2 separate regions of the Mus musculus genome follow, and region 2 is linked to region 1. The links are chromatin loops, found by intact Hi-C in ENCODE. Cell type or tissue: left cerebral cortex. All regions are shown on one strand. Each heading gives the region's core, and the rest is flanking DNA. Links, peaks and the distances in the headings are about the cores only. Region 1 overlaps Kcnj15 (potassium inwardly-rectifying channel, subfamily J, member 15). Region 2 overlaps Gm31641 (predicted gene, 31641).

What was found. Peaks named below come from ENCODE experiments on the same cell type or tissue, not always from the same donor. Only the 100,000 strongest peaks of a DNase experiment are listed, where the experiment ranks them.
Region 2: it touches region 1 in a loop (1.9-fold over the local background); 2 of 42 quality-filtered maps call a loop at or near these places.

Annotation. Positions count from the first base shown.
Region 1 is chr16:95,292,035-95,294,948 of GRCm38, reverse strand. All of the region lies in intron 3 of Kcnj15 (potassium inwardly-rectifying channel, subfamily J, member 15), which reads right to left. Among named protein-coding and RNA genes, the nearest start is that of Gm31641, 34 kb to the right of the region's middle. In left cerebral cortex, for the core only: no CTCF peak of the experiment used is centred there; DNase peaks (open chromatin) are centred at 980 and 1,621; H3K27ac peaks cover 468 bases.
Region 2 is chr16:95,236,112-95,239,025 of GRCm38, reverse strand. It overlaps Gm31641 (predicted gene, 31641), which reads left to right. Exons shown (of 5, transcript NR_153766.1): 2 at 1,126-1,307; 3 at 2,037-2,136. Among named protein-coding and RNA genes, the nearest start is that of Gm31754, 3.4 kb to the left of the region's middle. In left cerebral cortex, for the core only: no CTCF peak of the experiment used is centred there; a DNase peak (open chromatin) is centred at 1,422.

The DNA.
Region 1 (2,914 bases), core at 105-2,604:
GATGGTGACTGACTGACTTGGGCGCTGGGAACTGGGTCCTCTGCAAGAGTAGAGCATCTTAGCTCCTGAACCTTCTCCCCATGATTCCTCTCAGTTGTTTTTGTCATGCTATCTAGCAACAGGAAGTAAAACTGAGACAGTTTCCAGGGACTCCCTGTTTCGAGAGCGCCCTATAGATATAAAACCCAGCTGTGAGCCATGATTCCTTCATGGAAATGACAAACTGTCTGCATGCAATCTGTGCATATCATCCTCAGTACTTTAAACCATCTCCAGATCATTTATTGAACTTAACATGGTATGCATAATACATGGTGAAGTAGTACTGTGCTGTCTGCTTGGGGAATAATTATTAGAACAATGTCTGCATATGTCTAGGGCAGGTGCAACTGCACCCAGTATCTTCATGCCTGGGCAGCTCCAACCTACAGATAGAGAACTCAAGAAGTCGAGGGAACACTGAGTGTGGATGTAAGGAAGGAAGGAAATAGAACTGTGAGAACCAGGCTAGCTGACTTGAACCAGAGCTGTGGAAGCAGCTGAGTAAGGGACCTAAGCTTTGAAAGAACTAGCGGAGATGAAACTCTTGACTCTGCAACTGTCTATGTGAGGCAGCACAAACTTTCAGCCTCTCTAGACCTCATCTCTTTAATTTTTAACTGGGAGTAAGTCCTTTATGCCAGTGTGGGGTTTTTACCCCATCCTCAGTACCAACCTCTGTCATTGTTTGCTGTTTGTTGCTTCGGTAAAACACTGATGAAAAGCAACTTCGGGAGGAAAGAGTTTATTTCATCTTACAGGCCACAAGTCTTTGTGAGGGAAGTCAGGGTAGGAAGCCAAGGCAGGAACTAAAGCAGAGACTGTGGAGGAACTCTGTTTATTGGCTTGCTTCCTCGGTCTTGCTCAGCTACCTTTCTTATACAGCTCAGACCTACCTGCTAGAGGATGGTGCTGCCCACAGTGGGCTGGTACCTCCAACATAAATCACCAGTCAATAAAATGCCCCATAGACCTGCCTACAGGTCAGTCTGGTGGAGGCAGTTCCTCAATTGAGATTGCCCCTTTCTGGGTAATTCTGTACTTATGATTAGGTAAAGCAGAACTATGACAGTCATGATTAAATTAGCGCCTTCACAAAGCCTTATTCTAAAAACATAATAAGTTATTTTTTTCTCTTGATGATACCAGAAGTTATGCAAATATCTTACAAAAGTGTTACCAGCATTTATGTACAGTCAGCTTCAATGATTTATCATGATAATATTTATTTAAAGCTTGCTTGGCCAGATCCAGAACTTATCTTACATATGAAATTATAAATGTCAGATTGACTACTCATAAAATAGTTTGGGTGTAGCAATATTATCCCAAGTTTTCAGAGACAAAGCAGTATCGATACATATTTAGACCTCCCTTTTAACTTGCATATGTTGGAGCAAGTTCATTTATGCCACCCTCGTCCAAGTGAATAACTTAGCATTATGGTTTCTCCTGTTTCTGATGACATTTAGGAAAAGCCCAATTATCAAGCAACTAAAGCCCTTCCAGTAGCAAGTAATTAAACTTCCTGAACATCCCCAGTGCTGTGCAGGTTATTCTTAGACAAGCGCTACCAATGTCACTTTAGGTGTGATATTTAGGTACACACACAATTCTGCTCCATTCTTTAGATCAAAATAGAGCCAGCTGGAGAGTCTATTTTAAGAACAAGCAAAAGGATATGTAGTGGAGAAATCTAACGCAGTCGCAGAAAAGAAACAAACCTACCGAGAAGTAGCTCTAGGCTCCCCGCTCAGCCCCAGGGAGCACTTTGCCCTGCCTCGGCAGCCAGCAGCCAGGGAAGAGCTGGCCTCAAGGCCCCAGAGCATCTTATAGCACCTGCCTGCTGACGGAAACTGATGACTCCGACATTCCTCGGAAAAGATAACGTTGGCGATTACAGGGGAACTCTACCTGACTGGCATGGTTTTCCCCTACCTCATTGGCATTCTAAGAATCGGGGGGGGGGGAATCTCCCCTTTGAAAAGCAATAAATGGGTATGCATTATCTTATGATTCAGGCACTAATCGTTCTGGTAGAGGGGCATTTTGGCAATAAAATTCATTTTAGAATGAATGCAGGCAAATCTCTTCATGGAAACAAGAGTCCCCATTGAAGGCCAGCACCTGCTCAGGATGTAAAATGGTGCCACAGGCCATTAAATCTTCCTGTTTCATTGTGAACACCCCTTGAAATGGTCTTTTTGAAATTTTTTTTTCTTGAAAAGACATGTTTTGTTTTCATTGAAAGGAAGAGTGTAAGTTACTTAGAGCTTCAACTTCTTGAAGCCTACTTTACACTTCCTAGGATCTATTCCTTAGAGCCAGGGACATTGCAGGAAGCTTGGAAGTTCCTTCTTGTGCCCCAGACCATACTCTTTAGTTTATAATGAGGGAGAAAGTAACCCTGCTGAGGCTTGGAAAGGGCCTACCATGCTGAATGCAGAGGCAGGCTGTGGCAGGAGCTCTGCCACAGGCAAGCACAGCTTACCTGCAAGTGTGCAAGCGACCGGCTGTGCTTAAGGAGAAAGACAGAGGAAGGAGAGCTCTGGGGAACAGGCATGCCACTCAGCCCACTGAATCCAAAACAAGGGCTTAAGTTTTTCCAGGACAAGTGAAACGTGAGTGTCCTGCACACCGAAGAGGTGCTTCCTTCTGTACAGCGCTTTCCAGATTCTGGGGACTGTGGCCTTGTTCCTGGGGCTTCTGTTTCTCCCTCTGTCTCTCCCTCATTCTTGCTGGGGGGGGGGGGGGGTTGAACTGGCTTGGGGTGAACCGTGTGCCTTCCTGTTTCTGGTAAGCTCTGGCTGCAAGCCTGAGCACCTGGCTTTGGGATCCAAGCAATCAGGGCTTGGGACTTGTGGCCTCCTGCAAG
Region 2 (2,914 bases), core at 171-2,670, 56 kb after region 1:
GAAAGGACTTGTTTTCTTTTTCCCCTCCTGTAACAAGAGGCCATTAACTCACTTCGATGGCTCAGAGGAAAAGGACTGAATTCTGCAAATGAACCTCAGCCAGCCCCAGCCCAGACACTCACTGCCATATCTGCACAAACAATGTCAGGGCTCTCCCTCCCCAGCTCCCCTCGCCCCAGACACCCACCCTGAGGCTCACTTTTAGCTGGGAGCAATGTTTGTGTGTGGAACGCTTCATGTGGAAAGGAGAGGTAGAAGCCCAGGGAGCGGCTCGGAGACGGAGACACACCACTTTTTCCTGTTCCTTTGCTCTTCCAGAACAAGCCCTAGACAGCCGTGTATTGGAAAACTTTTATCTAATCGTTCTGACATTTTCCTTCCATCGTGGAAAATTCTTCCTAGGAATAATCTTTCAGACAATTCTTCTAATGTTTAAAACATTACGTCCTCCAGCCTGGAAGCCAGAGTCAGACACACACTGTCTCTCTCTGTCTGTCTGTCTGATACTGTCTCTGTTTCTGTCTACCTTCCTCCTGTGTGTGTGTATGTGCATGTACATGTGTGTGTGCATGAGCGAGAGAAAGAGAGCAAGAGAGAGAGAGCAAGAGAGAAAGAGAGAGAGAGAGAGAGAGAGAGAGAGAGAGAGAGAGAGAGAGAGAGAGAGAGAAGGCCAGAGTGCATGTTTGTGTGCATGGTTGCACCCATGTGTGCACATGCAAGAGGAAGCCAGAGGTCACCTTTGAGTGTCACTGCTCAGAATACCATCATCTATCTTTAAAAGATATTTTCCCCTCACTTTTACTTGAACCTTGATGACTAGGCTAGGATAACTGACCAGTGAGCCCCAGGGTTTTCTGTCTGTCTGTCTATCTGTCTGTCTTTACTTCCCCAGTGCTGGAATCACAAACATACCACTGTGCCCCACTTCCTTATGTGGATTTTGGGGATCAAACTCAAATCTTTCCACTTGTATAGTGAACACTTTCCTGACTGAGTCATCTTTCCAAAACCCCCAAGTCTTTTAATGGCAAGTATTTCTGTATTTGCTGTTATTGCTGTTCGACAAAGGAAGCAGCATTTTAAGCCAATGTCAAGATGCCTACATATGTATGTTTCTCTTTACAGGAAAGTCCTGATGCTGGGCTGATGAGCCTGCCACTCCCTTAGCTCACCTCTGCCTGCATCTCTTTCCCACTGATGGTCTTCCTCTGGGGCAGCTGAAACCCTGCGTCCTGTCCCTGAGCTGCCTGGAGAGGATGGCTGACGCCACATCAGTTACCTTCCATTGCTGCAAGAAGATGCCCGAGGTAAATGATCAAAAGTAGAAAGGTCCGCCACTTGTGCCTAGTTTCAGATTTCTGACCACGGTTGCTTGGCTTTGCTGTTGCAGAGTCTGTGGGGAGTCACAGTCTGCCAGTGGGTGTGGAGCTGAAGCAGACAGGCAGGAGCTGAGGCACACAGGCAGGAGAAATAGAGACAGCTCCTGCAAAGGCATAACCCACACACCCACTTCTCACCCCATAAAGTTTCCTGGTCCCCAGTAGTACCAGTAGCCAGAGACCAAGCCTGTGACATTTGGCGGGCACTTGAGATCCAAATTCTGTATGGATCCCAGAGGGTTTTATATGTGTGTGTATGTATAATGTATACATGTCTGTGCATGTTCACATGTGTATGAGGGAGTGGGTATATGTGTGTTCATATGTGCGTGCATGTGTGCAATGCTGTAAGTCAGCTTTGGGTGTTGCTTCTCAGGGTGCTATTCACCTTGCTTTCCTGAGACAGGGTCTCTCGTAGCTGGCAACTTGCAGATTGGGCAAAGCCGACTTGTCAGCCACGGAGTGACCATGCAATCCACAAATCTACTTCTGCTGCCAGAATTACAAGTGTGCCACGGCATCTGGCTCTTTTACATAGGTTGTGGGGATCGAACTCTGGTCTTCATGTGCACATGACGATACTTAACTTTCTGAGCTCTCGCCCCAGCTCACAGTTTTATCCCTGACTCCTTATTCATCTCCTTACCTCACATTCAGGAAGCTGACAAGGAAGTCCAGGTCTCTCTCCATCAGAGCCGATGAGAAGTTCAGACCTCACACACCGCTGTTCATGTGCTAGGACCATCTTCTACCCATGGTAAGTACAGCACAATACAACACAACACTGTGACTTTCATTTGGCTGTTTTTCACTGTCTGGGAATCTGCCTTAGGCTTGCTATGAAACCTCATGATAGAGTAGCGGCCATTTCCTGGTTTTCCCTGGTGGATGCCTGTGTGCTGCCACGAGTCACCAAACAAATTGTGGGTGAAAGTTCATCCCACCTCTTTAAATGAGTTTGTCAATAGGACGTGTCCTCTCTGACCTTTGACCTTGCCCTGTGTCTTCTTAACTATGGTCTAGCCAGTCTCTTAGGATATGGAACAGCAGCAACCACAGTAACAGAACGGATAACAAGGATGACTGAGAGGACAGGAAGGGGCATCTTGGTCCAAGGTGAGGCTGTGGGTTACTCCCTGTGGTGATTTGGATAAGAGTGGACCTCACAGGTTCATAAGTTTGAATTCTTGATCCTGAATTGGTGGACTCTTTGGGAAGGATTAGGAGGTGTGGCCTTGTTGGAGGAGCTGTGTCACTGGGGGTGGGCTTGGAGGTTTCAAAAGCCCACACCAGACCCAGTCTTGTTCTATCTGCCTCCACCTTGGGGATCAGATGTAAGATCTGCTGCAGCAGCGCCATGATCTACTGCTCCAGCACCATGCCTGCACCATGACTACCTCCATACTACGATGGGCGTGAGCTCATACTTTGAAACTGCAAGCGAGGCCCCAATTTAGTGTTCTCTTCTATGTTTTTTTGGCCAGTGGTGTCTCTTTACAGCAATGTATCAGGAATAATACACTCTCCTCATCCCA